2 separate regions of the Mus musculus genome follow, and region 2 is linked to region 1. Evidence: chromatin loops called from intact Hi-C (ENCODE). Cell type or tissue: left cerebral cortex. All regions are shown on one strand. Region 1 has its middle 7.4 kb from the start of Gm20515. Region 2 holds the start of Sox2ot (SOX2 overlapping transcript (non-protein coding)).

Evidence for each region. Peaks named below come from ENCODE experiments on the same cell type or tissue, not always from the same donor. Only the 100,000 strongest peaks of a DNase experiment are listed, where the experiment ranks them.
Region 2: a loop joins it to region 1, with 5 times the contacts of the local background. A loop is called at or near these places in 5 of 42 quality-filtered maps.

The regions. Positions count from the first base shown.
Region 1 is chr3:34,442,202-34,450,201 of GRCm38, forward strand. No RefSeq gene overlaps it. Among named protein-coding and RNA genes, the nearest start is that of Gm20515, 7.4 kb to the left of the region's middle. In left cerebral cortex, a CTCF peak has its summit at 4,595 (motif pointing right); DNase peaks (open chromatin) are centred at 29, 833, 1,705, 2,217 and 3 more places; H3K27ac peaks cover 3,771 bases.
Region 2 is chr3:34,557,838-34,565,837 of GRCm38, forward strand. Sox2ot (SOX2 overlapping transcript (non-protein coding)) reads left to right here and starts at 2,544. Exons shown (of 5, transcript NR_015580.2): 1 at 2,544-2,732; 2 at 2,879-2,945. In left cerebral cortex, no CTCF peak of the experiment used is centred here; no DNase peak of the experiment used is centred here; H3K4me3 peaks cover 1,516 bases; H3K27ac peaks cover 671 bases.

The sequences.
Region 1 (8,000 bases):
TGCTGTTTGTCTCCATGAAAGCCAAATAGCGATGGCACCATTTCTGACACGTTGTCACCAGGTAGATGGTGTATTGGAATGTGAGTCAGATCAGAGAGATGGGTGCTGCTCGAGGACAGCAAGTAACATCCCAAGCTTGACTCTGGGTGTGCGGGTTTATTGGCAGAAATACACTGCGCTTTAACGTGTACTTTCCTTATAATTTTATTTAATGGCAATTTTTAAATCAAAGTGTTAGAATGTGTCTTTCTCCTTTAAAAAAATAATTGCTAAAATCATTGATGGCACATTAAAACAAGTCAGTGGTTAAGGTCACATAAACCCATGTAATATGTATATTCAACCCAGAATTATTTAGGGTCATCGTAGCCATGGAGTTTTCAAATAAATTATTTGAATATAAAAGTAGATTATGTCTTTCCCCTGTGGCTGGCCAAATGTCTTTTCAACAAAGGGTAAAGTAAGAAGGCTATTTTTTTGTGTAAAAGAGTGATCTTTTTAATCATGCTTGACTGCCTCTCAGGACAGTCTCCGTTTATAATGAGATATTTTGAACTCATCTGAACCAGAAAGTTTAATAAATTTATAGTACATTTTGTATTAAAATATGACCATTTATTTCAGGAGACAAGAGCTAGCGAGAACAGAGAACAAATTAGTGATTGTTAAATCTCTAGGCCGTCCTCTGGAGCTAACTAACGTCCACATTGGCCCGTATCTACAAGAGTATAAATAAGTGTTTATTTAGTTTATTCTTCCGCACTTCTTGGCAGCTCTTCCAATCTCAACTGACCGTCTATTTGAAAAGGACACTCGCTATTTGGAGCCTAGGTCAGCCCTTAGCTGGAGCGGCTGTGAAGATCCAGTAACAGAGGTTCTCATGGCCTTTTTTTCCAGACTTTCTGAGGTTGCCAGGTAGGGAGAGAGCAAAGGTGTTTCCCGTGTGGTTGTGGGTCGCCTTTGAAGTAGATTCATCCCATATGCAAATGTGTAAACATTAGCTTTCTCTTACTAATGTAGTAAAAGGAGCGGTCCTGAGACTAGAGAAGCTCCCTCACCGGTAAGGAAATGTTTCTGAGAACTGGAAGAACATTTTGACATGGTTATTAACATATGAAAACATGCTCATGGTACTCTCTAGTGTTTTAACACTCGAGACATTCAATTAGTTTTCTATTATACCGGATCTTTTCTTAACTCCTAGTTAATTTTTTTTTTTACAAGTAGAAAAAAAAATTCACAAGATACATCTTAACCTGGTATCAGAACTGAGTACCATGGTGAGTCATCTCCGATCCTATTTCTCTAATGACACATCACTTAGGTACGTGTGGATTTCCTTTGAGCCCCTAATTTTCTTTTTAATTATTCTACAGTGAAAGCTCTCCCCCCCCCCAATTAATTTGACTTTCTCAGATTTTTACAGTAAAGCGTGTGTCATATCTCTCTTGAAATTGACCATTCTTTTCAGAAGGGGGAAAAAAAGTTTCTTTTTTTTTTCTCTTTGGCCTGGGGTGCTGCACTGAAAAAAGTCACTCAGCTAAAATGAGTTACTTCATTTCCAAGTAAAAACAACGGTGTTTTCATGCCTGCGCTTATTATTATTCTGAGAATGTACTAATTTGTTACATCCAAGATGACGGTTCGTTGGGTCTGTGAAAGGGGCAGTGTGCCAGCTATCAAAGAGAAGTAACAAGGACTCCTTTCATGGGACAGAGAGCAGGGACAGCTCTTGTGGGTATCAGGAGGCATGCTGCCAGCACAGTCATCCCGATGTCAGGGGCTCCCAGTGTCCGGGTCTGAATCAAGCAAAACGATAATTTTCCTGAACGTCAGGGTGGGCAGCCCGAGGAGCAACTGGTCGCGGCTTTATCCCCCACAGGCCCCAGCTGACGTGCCTCAAGGGTTTTAATGTTTGTAGCACGTTATTACTTCAACATTAAGCTTAGATAATTGTCTACTTGCTCTGAGCTGGTTAATAGCAAAATACAAGTGAAGAGGGGGCATTTTTATAAAGTAAAACTGCAAAATAGAATTATATATCTATGTACTGTGGAGTTTCTGTTGTTCTCCCTCCTGACATTTGAATGATAATGAAGTTTGATTCTATACTACCTTTATTCAGCTCTGAACCAGGGTGGTCTCGTCATTTTGTTTTACGCGCATAACACTGCCTAAGGTCACGAGTTGTAAATCGTCACATAAAAAGACTGAAAATATATTCAGCACTTTGTAGTTTCCGAGCGCGCATTTAAGAGCTTCAGTGAAGAGTCGGACCTACATGGCAGATTTTTCTGGCCCTGAGCAGTCAGCTTGCTGATACAGACAGCGGGCGACAACACGCTTTGATATGCCCTCTGTGCAGGCGCATCCTGACCCGTTTTCTGTTATTGTAATGTTTTTCTTTGCTTTATGGAGAAACGCTCCCTACTAATTTTTTTTAAGAAATCTATTTAAAAATAATTTCCATCTGCCTCATATGATTTAATAAATGGAAAACACATTTGGATTAATGAACAGAATTCTGTGTGGGGGCATAAAAACTTCTCTCTGAGAACACTTGCTTTTTGCTTAGTATGCATTTGTCAAATTTTCTTTTTAACGTACAGTTTTAATCTTTGGCCCTTTTAAATAAAGGAGTGTATACTTTAAACAATATTTAACTAGCAACTGTTTAAATATAATGGCCATGTTACTTTATCTGTCCCTTAGAATGGGTTGTACTTGACGACCTCTGTGGCTCGGGAGTCCTCCAGTGTAAGTGTTCCCGCTCCCAGAGAAGCAAACAGAGTCTGCCTTTTGTGGTGCTCATGAGTTGCAGATTTGATTTTCTTGACAGCTTACCTCAGGAGTGATAGCTGTGTGTGTTTGCTGTTTCATTCACAATGAAAGGAAACTGGCTAAATTCACAAGGAAGACACCTCAAAGTTGGGACTGTTTAAAATAAAAACGCAAATACACACCACCATGAGAGATTTTAAACAAGCTAGGTTACCAAATCGGTAGCTAATTTTTTGCCTTTCTAAAATGTTGGATATTTAACCCTCCGAATAATTAAATATTTGTAATAAAGCAGTTAATTCAAGCAGTTTATTGCTGTAATTTGCAAAAGTGCATTGAGCTGCTTTCTTTTCAGCTCATTGACGGGGGACAAACATTTCTTTAATAAGACTACAGCACATTCTAATTTTGCTGCAAACGCTTAGATAAGGATCAGGCCCTCTCTGAGTCACTGGGCTGACCTATGACATTGAAAGGGCCCAGGCTCTTTGGCAAAAGAAGAGCTGGGATTCATTATTATGCACAGGACTTCCCGGTTCTGAAGGGCTCTGTGCTGTCTCTCAGATAGACTTTGTTTGTTGGAAATGAGAACTGCATTTTGGCAGCAGCCGACCAGAGCCAAGCTACTCAGCAGGCCCATTGGTGATGATGCAATCCCTCATTAACGCTGTTTCTCTATTAGTGGATTGTACAGGAGTTACATGCGATTGAGCATCTTCATTGAGGCGCTTAGAAAAGCTTCCTAGTATCAGGCCCTACCTCTGGGCGGCCCATCTTTATTAGCTGCAGTGATTAATGCTAGAAATAATCTTTTGCACTTTGCTTGATATAAAAATGCAATATAAGAGCCCAAAACTCTGGTGGAACTTAATCTCCCTGTCAGAGGAAGGGAGGAAACATTTACCTGGAAAACAAAGCAAAACACAACTAAACAACTGGGAAGTTTATCAGGCTGAAACGGCGCTTGGGTACTCTTGCCGCAGAAGTGAATGAACACCAGTTGCCATGCCAAATGTGATTCCTCCTGCTGCTCCTGCTGTTCCAGATGTGTGTGCTGGGTGGGGGATGCGGGGTTGGGATAGAGTCATAAGCCCAAGCTCATTTTTTTTTAATCCAAACTGTTTGTGTAAGTCAGTGATTGGAGCCTGCAATATCCCAGCATTAAGGTTTTCGTCACAGAATAGTGGCACCAAGATAAGATTGTACTTAAGATAAAATCAAACGGGTTGAGAGGCGTTGCCACCTGCTTCTCTATAAGTGGGCATGCCCTTAAATAAGTCAGGGTAGGCTAGAAGTTGTTACCCGAGTGTATCTAATGTCAGCTTCTCTTTACCACCCCTTGTGCACCAGCCTGCTGTGTTCCCAACACTACGTCTGATTCCTCCTTATTATTAGACAATAAATTTCATTTGGAGGTATAGTTCAGGAACATGAGGAGACAGTAGCGTTGCTTTCATCCGCTCAGTGTCTTAGTATGACAGAGGAGAATCCTAAGTTGATTAGATGTTCCTCACCTTTCAGGTGTGGTGTGGAAAAGGCTTTTTCTTGGCCAGGCCAGAGGCTGCTCTGGTAGACTATGCTCTCCATTCTGAGTCCTTCAGGGAGGGTCTACTTCCCTTGAAACTGCTGGCAGGTCAGAATGGATCTCTCATAGTGATGTCACTAATGACTAGAATAGCTATAGACTACAAGTACTATAGAACATATATATTTCCTATATATACATTTGTTGTTTGAGGATTTGTTTTTATTTTCTGTGTCTAAGAGCCTCCAGGTTTATATTGCACCATGTACTTATATGTATGGCCAGAAGAGGGCATCAGGTCCCCTGGAACTGAAGTTACAGATCTCTGTGAGCTGATATGTGGGTGCTCAGAACCAAACCCAGGTCCTCTGCAAGAGCAGCAAGCATTCTTAACTGCTGAGTCATCTCTCCAGTTCCTGGCATATACACTTGAACTGAATAAAACTACAGGAAGCTAAAGAAGTTGTCTGAGAATTCACAAATTATTAGTAACTTAATTTGGCCTCTAATACAAATCTTCCTTGCCAGGCTTTTATTTATAGTCTACAATAAAGAGAAGCAAGTTATATTTATTGAGCAAATTGTGTAATTAAACCAGCTCCCAAGGTGTTTTTCATTTTGGAGCTCTGAATTGACTCCAAGGAAAGTTAAACAAGAATTATCATGTTGAAGCAAAAGCTTTGTTTAAGAATAAGCAAGCATAGGTAGGGGCTGAAGAGCTGGCTTTGCAATCCACTGCACTTGTTCCCCTTCCAGAGGACCTGAGTTCGATTCCCAGCAACTACATCAAGTGTCTCCCAACCAGTTCCAGAGGATCTGATGCCTCTTAGGAATCTATACTTGTGTACATACGCGCATGTGCACACGCATACACACAGAGACAAAATTAAAAAGTAAGTATTAAAAAGATATGAGAACGTTGCTTAAAAGTTACCTGTATTAGAATCTGGGTTTGCAAACTCCTCCAAGCTGAACCAGAGATGGTCAGAGCACAGTCCAGTCAAGGCTCAGAAGATCAAACTATGACAGGTGCTTGTGATGTGGTGACCATCCCTTTGTTCATCGGAAGTGGGTAACAGGGCAGCATAGACTATGTGTACGAAACACTCAGTCTTCAAAAGGAAACCTTCACAATAGCACATGTTTGTATCCTTAAAAATCCACCAAATAAAAACTTTGAAGTCACCTGGCCAAGCTGAGACCTGCAGACATAAAAAGCCAATCCATCCCCCATGGAGAGATGCTTTTCAAACATGTTTGTCTTGATCTTCCTTTATTCTCTGTCATCTGAGGTTTGGTCTGGCAGTGCTAACAGGTGACAGTTTATATTTAAGAAGATTTCATACAACAAAAGTATCATTGCATATGAAAAATTAGCATTAGAGAATATTTAATAAGAAAATGTGAAACACTACAGTTTTCTCTCCACTTGTCACTTTGTTTGGCTTTTGTTTGGGTGTGCGTGTGCTGCTCGGGTAGGTGCACACATATTTGCAGGCGTTTAGCTTCATGAAGGTTACCTGTGGTAGTAGATGAACTCTGCAGAAGTGACTTAAGTTCAGGGTCTCGAGATGAAGATATGTGCATCGGAGCCTGGAGATCAACGCTGGGGTTCCTTGGGAGTCTTTCTCCCTTTCTTTTGTTGGGTTTTGTTGTTGCTCTTGAGACAGACTCATTGAAACCTGCAGCTTGCTGGTTTTGCTGGGCTGCTGGCCAGGGGACCAAAAGACCAACCAGTCTCTGCCTTCCCTGGGCTCAGATTACAAACACATGCCACAATACTTGGGGAGTTTGTGTTTTGTTTTGTTTTGTTTTGTTTTGTTGTTTTGTTTTGTCTTGTTTTGATAACATGGATTTAGATCAAACTCAAGTCCTCATGCCTACATTCGCCAAGTAGACATCTTTCCAAATCCCTGGTCTTGACTTTGGTTGTTTAGTTTTCCAGTGTTTGGACCTTAAGTAGCATAGTCCTCATCAAACCACTGCAACTTACTTGCAGACAAATTCTATCCTCCTTTAGTCTGTTTTCCTGCTATGACTACAATAAACTCCCACAATTTAGTATCATAAAAAACAAAACAAAACTAAGCCACAGTGGTGTATGTCTGTGGTCCTACTCCAGAAGAGACTGAGACAAGACAATCACTGGATAGCAGCTATTTGAGATCAGCCTGGGTAGCAGATCGAGACCTGTCTCAAAACTAGCAAAACCAAACCAAGAAACCATCCTAAATTATCATCCTGTATTATCTTAAAGTTCAGAATCAGAGATCTCTGCAAAGTTCTGCTGGGCCATTTTTCCTCTGGACATTCTTGGGGGATCTTCTCCTTTCATCTTCTCAGACCCCAGGTCTCCAGGCATCCTCCACTTGTGGTGTTTTCCTCTAATTTCAGAATCGGCAAGCAGCATCTTCAAGCTCTTCCCCATCCCTTAGTATGTGTCTTACTTTGCCTTCTAATGCTGTGCTGAAGACCATGGCCAAAGACGCCTTGTGGAGGAAAGGAATTGTCACTCATGATAACATGAGGGTAAATTGTGACACTGCTATGCTCTGCTCCAATCACTGAGGGAACCTAAAGCAGGAGCTGATGCGGAGGCCATGGAGGAATGTTGCCTACTGGATTGCTCTCTGTGGCTTGCTCAGCCTGCTCTCTTATAGCACCTGGGACCTCCTGTGTGTATAGGTGACACTTCCCTCTATGAGATGGGCTTTCCTATACCAATCATTAATCAAGAAAATGTCCTACAAACTTGTCTACAGGAACAGGACAGTGAGATCAGTGTCTCCTATCAGTGTCACATGGCCTTCTGTCCCAATGTGGCCATGTGAGCATCCGCTGTCCCTTTCTTGCCTCGGGGAATTTGATGAGTTTCCCACCACATGCAGTCACCTTGCCAACTTGGAATCTGAGACCATCTATCATCAAGTCCTGAATATCAGGATACACATCTCTGCACTTGCATGTTAGAGAAGGCTTGCTGTAAGGAAATTTATTGAATGTGGCTAAATTGTATAAATCCACTTATTCAGAGAGAATGTATATTTTAAAGTAGTACCAGGAAACAAAACACCAGTGTATTATCACAATAAATACTTATCTATGTTATATATCTTAACATGTAGTGAATAGGCATGCTCAGACCTGTCCTGCAGAATGCCTTTAGAAGTGAACACACAGCTACATTTTCACATTATTTAAATGCAATCTACAGCTGATGGATTTAGCCTTGAGCTCTTTGGAGTCTTTGCTAACAGGGCAAAGGGTAAAGGGCTCTGGTGGGATTCAGGGATGGGGTCTCTTGGAAGACCTGGCCTGTGCTGCTGAAGGCAGTCAGAGCTTTTGAGTCAAATGATACTTAGCTCAAAACATCCCAGTAAGAAAGCTTCTACTTGCCTTTAGAGAGGCACAAACTCGGGCTAGTGAAATGTCTCAGTGAGTAGAGGTGCTTGCCTCCAAGCCTGGTGACATGAGTGCAATACCTGATACCCACACGGTAGAAGGAGAGAACTGACTCCTGTAAGTTGGTCTCTAGCCTTCAGGTGTGTACCATGCTCACACACACACGCAGCACGCACGCATGTATGCACGTGTACACACACACATAAACAAATGCAATTTAAAATTTTTGAACCAGACCAATTCAACCAGTTAAGCTATTCTACTAGAACTGTAGATGGATAGCTCATTATTG
Region 2 (8,000 bases), 120 kb after region 1:
ACACTGGACTGTGAGAAGTGAGGAAGCCCTGGTGAGAGAGGCTGTGCTAGATCTGTATTTTGAAGAGGACTAGGGGCAAAAGGGAGAGCCTAAGGTTAATGCAATGAGGAAAAGTTTACACCGAGGTCTTCAAACCTGGTGACACAGAGCAATGCCTCTTGGGTAGAAACATATCCAGGAATACTTTGTAAACGAGCTCCTTAACACAGGTGTCTTTAGGGATCATCTGTAAAATATAATTAAGATATTTTGTGGATGCCCCCTGAAATGCATGAATACTATGTATGTAACCATGTTCAACGGTGCCAAGATATGCTAGAGTGTAAAGCTGTAATGCATGGTGAGGATACAGCTCAGTGAGAACACGTTTACAAAGCCCCGAGTTGGATCTCTACCGAGGCATAAAATGGAACAGAGTGCACACCTATAGTCACAGAAACTCAGGAAACTTGAAGTAGGAAAGTCAGAAGTTCAAGGGCAGCCTGGGCTACTTGAGACCCTGTTATCATAAAAGAGAAGAGTCTAGTTCCTCATGTCTTTTAGTATTAAGCAGGAAATTCTAAAACATCTAGATGCCTAATAAGACCTGTATCTTAGTTACACGTGTGTGGGGGTTTTATTTTTGTTCCACTTTAAAGAAGTAATCAAAGGGGAGTGGTAAGACAGGTAAATTTACCAATATGTCTTCTATAAGTATATTCACTTCTCCAATGGTGGGGGGAGGGGCAATTTTAATTACATAAGTGTAAAAAAAAAGTGTTTGACTGACCATCCTTGACAAGATCTGGGCCTTTTGTGTGCGAATGTAGTCCATGTTTATAGTAAGCTTAGATTTGGGGCTGATGTTTGAGCTCTTGTCCTTCAGCACATCCTCTGGAACACTGTGTCCTTTACCCTGTAGCATCTGCTGGAGCTTGCCTGCTGAGCTTAGGGTTGGGGGGGCGGGGGGGCGGGGCAGGAGGTCTTGCAACCCTCAAGAAGGTTGAAAAACTGTAGATGAGAACTCGTACCTACTCGAAATAAATTGGCTGTTCTGTGTTCAGAATCTGTGTTGAGGAATAGTTCAGAGAGAACGTCCAGGTCCCAGGGAATGGTGGGTCACAGGAATCTTATTATAGGGCTTATCTGTACACCCATGCTTACTTTTTTTTTTTTTTTCCAAACGCAAAGAACGGCCACTGGCTTGAGACAGGCCCAGTGCTTCCTTTATCCCAGCTCCTTTATGCTCCCCTTTTAAAGAAGCTGTCAAGTTCTCTTTCTGCAGCTGACAGGAAAGGCCAAATCTGGGATGCTGCAAAGCAGCACAAAAAAGAAAGTTTTTTGTGTTGATGTTTTTACCAAGTGAGCTAAGGAGAATTTTAGAATCATGTAATTTACTCCGGAGGCATTTACTGTACATAGCTATAGTGATGGTAATTTCCTTCATTGTTGAAGTGAAAAGATAACCATCAATCAGTTGTCAATTGGTCAATTGCAGAAGTGATGAAAAGAACCCAGTTGGAACAATCACTTCTGTGGCTACCTAGGCCATTGGGAGGCTTGAGAAAAGCGTGGGAACTGGATTGCGTTTTTTAAAGGGATTGGGCCAGATCACCAGAAAGGTTAATGGGCATCGCCACCCGGTTAAGAATGGTTTTACCAGTACACATTTTCAAACTGAAATAGTAAAATTGAAACATGATGTTAAAGGTAAAAAATTGTTCACTGAGCTAGGTAAGAGGTAACCAACCCCCTCCCCAAACCCTGGAAATTACTATTCTCTTAATAGCGAAATAAATAATAACTCATTAATAATAGCAACACAAGTTCATAACAATGGTCTGTGCCATCTTAGCTCTGGTCCTAGGGACCTTGAAACAAGTCACTTTCCAGGTATTTTTCTTAAGGCATGGGAAAAATCAAGTTAATTTTAAATATTGGGCTTAAACAAACATCTTCAAATAATCTTGTTGTTAAAAGCCCGTGGGTGTTCACATACAAGTTAGGATAACGGTAGTTTTTAAAATCAGTAACTTGCTTGAGTGGGAATGGTGCCTCAGGACTTAGTGCTGGGATTCCCTGTCAATTTCTCCTATTTCTAAGAAGAGCAATGTCATAGATTTATTCTGAGAGAGTCCCAAACACGTCTTGTTGGGGGTTTTGTTTGTTTGCTTGCTTGCTTGTTTTGGGTTTAGTTTTGTTTTGTTTTTTGTTTTTTGTTTGTTTTTTCTTTGCTGCTTTGTTTTGTTTTGTTTTTACTGTGGTAGGTAATAAAAAGGGATTACAGGCCCCTAGAAGGACACAGCATCATCAGCGTGCAATCCAGCCCATGGTTTCTTAGATACCGTATTGTCTATTCTGTTCCGCTATGTGAAAAATGTTGAATATCAACAATGGGTTTCAGTGCTGCATTGTTGAGTTTTGTATGAACTAATCTAGCTTCACTAAAAAAAAAAATAAAGAAGAAGAAAAAAAAGAAAAAGAAGGAAAGAAAGAAGAAATAAAGGGAAAGAAAAAAAAACGACAGCTTTGAACAAAAGTCCACAGCCAGTGTGTTCCAAGTCCCTGCTCAGGGCTGACTGTGGCAGGGGACACTCTCCTGCTGGCTCTCTCTGTCCACACTTAGCTGGCTCCTGTCCTCAGGTGCACGGCCACACCCTCGCACCCAACCTTGATCCTCTGATGGGGAAGGTCCCAGGACTTGTCTGCTGGGACAGGCCTCACCCCCAAGAGCTCTGGGCAGTACCGAGAAGGTAAGGGATTGCGCGCGCAGCTTCTCTGCCCGGGTGGGCTGGCCTAGCTCGGAAACTTTGTGGAGAACCATGGATTTTTTAACTTCCACCTGTCTCTGTTCTCCTCTTCCTCCTCCTCCTCTTGCTTCTTCTTCTTCCTCCTCTAGCAAACCTGACAGATTTCTCCAGAACAGTGGCCATCCATGGGATGAGTGAAAGCCTCTTTCTATTCCAGTAAGTAATTGACTTGTAACTAAAAAATTGTCGTGGCTGCTGTGTCAAGTGCAGGGTGAGTGGCTGCTGGCACAGGTGCTGCTTCTCCTTTAGAATGGAAAGAAAGGGGGCTTAACCTGTGATTAAGTTTCAAGTCAATTGACCTCCACATGATAGCACATAATTCTCCCTTGCCTCCCGAAAGGCCCTGCCTGGTTCCTGTTTTGACCCTGGGTCTGACACCTGTGCTTTAATGTCTCCCAGTGCAAAGGCTAGAGTTGCTCTTTTCCTTTATTAAGTAAGTGAGAATATAAAGAGCCCAGGGTGAATCCCAGTGGTATGGACCATAACTATCTGAAAGAGTGCACTGTGACGTTGTTTGTGAGGGGTTGGCTTGGTTTGGTTTGGTGTTTTTTTTTTTGGTTTTTGGTTTTTTTTTTTTTTTTTTTTTTTTTTTTTTTTTTTTTAGTGCACTAACTCTAACTTCATGGAAATTATTCTTGTACAGTTTTAAACTCTGATTTTTATAGACAAATGTCATGAGCTTGCTAGGGTTACACAGGGAATGGCAGGCAAGTAAGGGTGTTAGGAAGTTGACATAAAGTGCTTTGGAGTGCTCAACTCCGATGCACCACACTTCACGAGCTCAACACGCCTCAATCTTTGCTGATTTTTTTTTTTAAGCTGTAAGAGGAAATAGCAACATTGTTTCTCTGAGTTTCTACAAACGGGCTCAAAGTCTATTTAATGTCTGCTGGATGCCCCACTTGAATTTTGGAGTCAGGGGGATACATACTAACCAAAAGCAAAATAAATAGGTGACAGCTAAAATTACTGCTCTCCATTCCTTTTACAAAGACCAGTTGCATGCTATGATTTTCTGTAAGATTCAGGCAGCTCCGGGCTGCTGTGTTTTCCTCTTTTTCTTACCATGGGAATTAAAAGTGCACGCTGATGGTGGCTACTCAGCCTCATTTTGGGGCCAGGCTGGGATGAGCTGTCTGAGCCATTTCTGACCCTCCGCTTGCAGCAGCGAGCCTGAATTCCCCCCTTGCTTGCCCATCACTGTCAGTCAATTATAGGATTGAACTGAACCAGAAAATCTGGTACAGTCTGGTAATTAGTACAAAGGGTTTCCAGTCTAGTGTGAAGACTGAGATGCAGGAGCCCCAGCAGCCCCAGAAATCGTTTTGATTGGACATGGACATTGCTTTTTAGTGCTGCCTGGTGACTTCCTAAAGATAATACCTCCTGCCCTACAGGTCTTCCTTCAAGTACATTATGGGCCTTTTTGAAAGAGTCGTGTGTGTGTGTGTGTGTGTGTGTGTGTGTGTGTGTCTGTGCATGTGTGTGTGTGTTTCTTTTTTTAGAACCCACTTCTCCCATTTTTAGACTGTCATTTTTACCTATCAAACAGACACATTTTGACTTGCCCAACAAAGAACCAAGTTATCAACACTCGCAGAAGCTGACGTTTTTAATTCAGGCTTCATTATGGCTTTGAGTTATGACAGTGAAGTACAAAGACATTTTAAGGGGGTTTTTTCATTATTTTTTTAAATCCAGAATTGGGATGTTTATCTTTCTTTTGTAGTCATGCTTCCCTCTCTATCTTCTTCTTGGTAATATATAATTAGCATTATCAAAACCATCAGCTATCATCCCTTTTGACTTCTGACCTTTATTTTTTTTAATGCGTCTCAAACTAAAATAAGAGAAAAAAAAAAAAGAAACCCTACATAACCGATCTTAATTAATTTGGGATTGTTAAAACAAGGACACATTTTCAAGTGTGAATCTCTTAAAATAAAATAAGAATAGATAAATAACATTTCTTGGTAAAATAACAGTGACAAAATTAATCTCATGAAAAATATTTCAGCTGAAAGTGTGGTTGTACCATGTTTATTTCAGCACACATTTTTAACTTATATTCTAGAGACTTGGGCTTGTTGGCAGTGCTGGGTTAGGATACATTGTGGATGTTTTAGGGTGATATATATATATATATATATATATATATATATGCATAAGCAAGCATGCTCTTTGATTCAGAATCACAATGACCTAATCTTATATCAGATAAAATGAAAGAATTTGGAAACCTCTCAATGTGGCTAATGCCTACCTCCAAAAGATAGATATATGTCTATGTAAGAACAAATTGGAAGATGCTGGGTACAAAATTGCAGGACCAGCAGGGTCCAAACTAAGACAAGCAGAAAACACATGGTTCTTCATTTCCGAGACTCTTGTCTTTAGAACAATCTGCACAGCGATTCCTTCAGACACACGTGTGTCCTGAATCCTCTAGAGGAAGATTAACCCCGGTCTTGCTGGAGCGTTAAGTACGTGTTTTATTCTGTTTACCTTCTTCAGAAAATGGCTGGTACCACGCCTGCTGGGGAGCCTTACATCTCTGACTTTGCTATTGCATTTCAAGAAGGTTAATGTCGCTTTTGTAGCTCTGTCAGAAGTAAAGCATTTTCCCAATAAACATGTAGTGATTCCCAAGGCTGTTTGTGCAACAGCGATTCTGCTGAAATACTTCTGTATTCATTTTTCCATTGTTTATTAATCATAACACAGCGTTATGCTTTGAGAATGAGCATATTTATGTAATTAACACTTTTTGTTTTTAGCTAAACCTTGCTCATTAAAAACTAAGAGCGTCTCAGAAAACAATATAAATAGGCAACTTCTCTGGGATGATATTTACATTGATTTTGAACTTGCTGTTAGGTTTACATGTTCAGCCGTACCCATGAATTCTCTAAAGCACATTTGGGGAATAGTTCCCTTAATTTTTTTTTTTTTATAAATCTAAGCTATATGTTGAAATTACAAAGGTGCTGGCCACATGTAGTATAACACAGTTCTGTACTTGAGAACCTGAAGGCTAGGTGGCTCTGTGTAAAATTCCTGGAGCCCACAAGCTTCAGTCTAGACACATTCCGTGTCATTTCAATCTTATTCCAAGAGGCAAGAGCCAAACTTTTTTATGTTTCCATTTTTTAAATCAGCACATAAGGTGTTAAGTAGCAGAGTAACATGGTCCAACAGAATGTGTTGTTATTGGTCTCCTTCAGCCCATGGCCTCTACCCCATTCCCCTTCTGCCTCCCCGACCCCCCTACTCTTTTCCACTTTCCTAAGAGTACAAGCTGAGAAAAACCTTAAAGGCTATTAAGCATTGTGACTTTCAGACTAAGTTTTCTTGGGGACACTGAGGCTGTAGAGAACAGAAGGCTGGTAACTGTTTGGTCCCTTAAGCTCAGTGAACCTGTGCCGTTCACTGAATGTACGTGCGAGATACAAGATAAAGAATTACTCAGACCGTCGTCACCTTACACGTGGGAGTGCACAGCAAACCCAGGATTGTCCACAAAGGTGGTGACACAGTCAACTTTGGATCTCAGTCTTGGACTGTGGTGGACAGTCACAGGTCATTGTGTAGACGTTCTGTTACTAAAAGAACACACTGAGGGAAAAATAGCCCTGTGCTCAGAGTCAAGACATGAGCATGTACCAAATTCAACCCTTTGCTTCAGCAGTACAATTATTTCTGGATGCATAATTGTGTTATTAAAGTATTGTCCATCTTTTTTTTCCCTAGGAAAGTAATATTTTGGAAATAATTCTTAAAATGTGAGTGTGATTTTTAAAGGTGACCAACATAGGCATTTTAAAGCACATGGCTCATTGGTCTTAACTGGTAGGAATTTTTTTTTTCCCGAAGTGGAAAATTTTAATTAGGACTTAAATTCAAATGTAAGAAACAGAGAATAAATTAAGGAAAATTGAGTTACAAATTTTCCAAAAATGCATTTGATGAAATACGATTCCCATAAGCCTTGACACATGACAGAATATCATGGTATATTTAAGGACATAGAGCACACTGTCTTTATCTAGGCAATTCATAGTGAAAGTTGGAAAATACTAGAGAAAAGGGGTGTGTGTGTGTGTGTGTGTGTGTGTGTGTGTGTGTGTGTTTGTTTTCAGAAGTGAGTACTCTGAATTATATAATATATATGTATATATATATTTGTGTGTATATATACATATATATATAGTTTGTTTGTATATGTGTATGTATCACCCCAAACTATATTATTTGCAAGTTTCATTACATATATGCACACACAGCTTTTGTGCAAATTTGCTGCCTTAATTCTTCGATCCTAATATTTTATCAAACACATTTCGGGTAGTTCTTGATTTGAACCTTTGCAGATAAGCCACAGCCCAAACAAAAAGCCCTACCAAGTAATTTTCATATGATTTATGTCAACTATGTGCATGCTTACCCATCTTTTATCTTCATCTTATAGAAAGGAAATCCCATTTATTTACTCCCTCAACAAATAGTTAAGCACAGAGCTCAGGTGCTGGGAGTCCAGGAATCAGTTAGGTAAGCGGAGCCCATTACCTACAGTGCTGGCAGAGCGGGGGAGTGGGACCGTGGATATGAAGTCAGAAACAGCTCAAACAGTTTTTTTGAATTTTTTTATTTGTTTGTTTTGTTCTGTTTTTTTTTTTTCCTGACTCCAAACTGAGAGAAAAGAGCAGGTGGTCTGGGGTGCAGAAGGTACAGCTTGGTGGACCTCCTGAGGACCACTTATGCACCAGGAGATACCTCTGAGATTCTTCCGTGGTAATGCAGGAATGTGTGCATTGGTGGCTTGGAAGGCAGATGTGAAGGGGGAAAGGAGGAAGCTCGTGGGCACAGCCCACTTCTGACCTCATCCCTTCCCCTTCCAGACTCCTTAGCCGTGTTGTCCTTCAGACACAAAGAGTCCTTTCAGGGGCTGGCACAAGACTTTCTTCAGTCAGAAGCCTGCATACCTTACTTGTCTGTCATAGCTCAGAGAGTCTGGTGATCAGATTCAGTTCTTGGTGGTACCATGGGCCCTATCTCAGGCAGAAAGTGTTTTCTCTGACTGGTCATCCAAAAGTCTCTCTCGAGCTGTAACCTTCACTGGGATGGCAGTAGGGTGTCATATGAGTGACACACAGTGCAATCAGACCATGAGCAGTTAACTTGTGGTCTTCAGACCATCTTCATGTCTCTAGA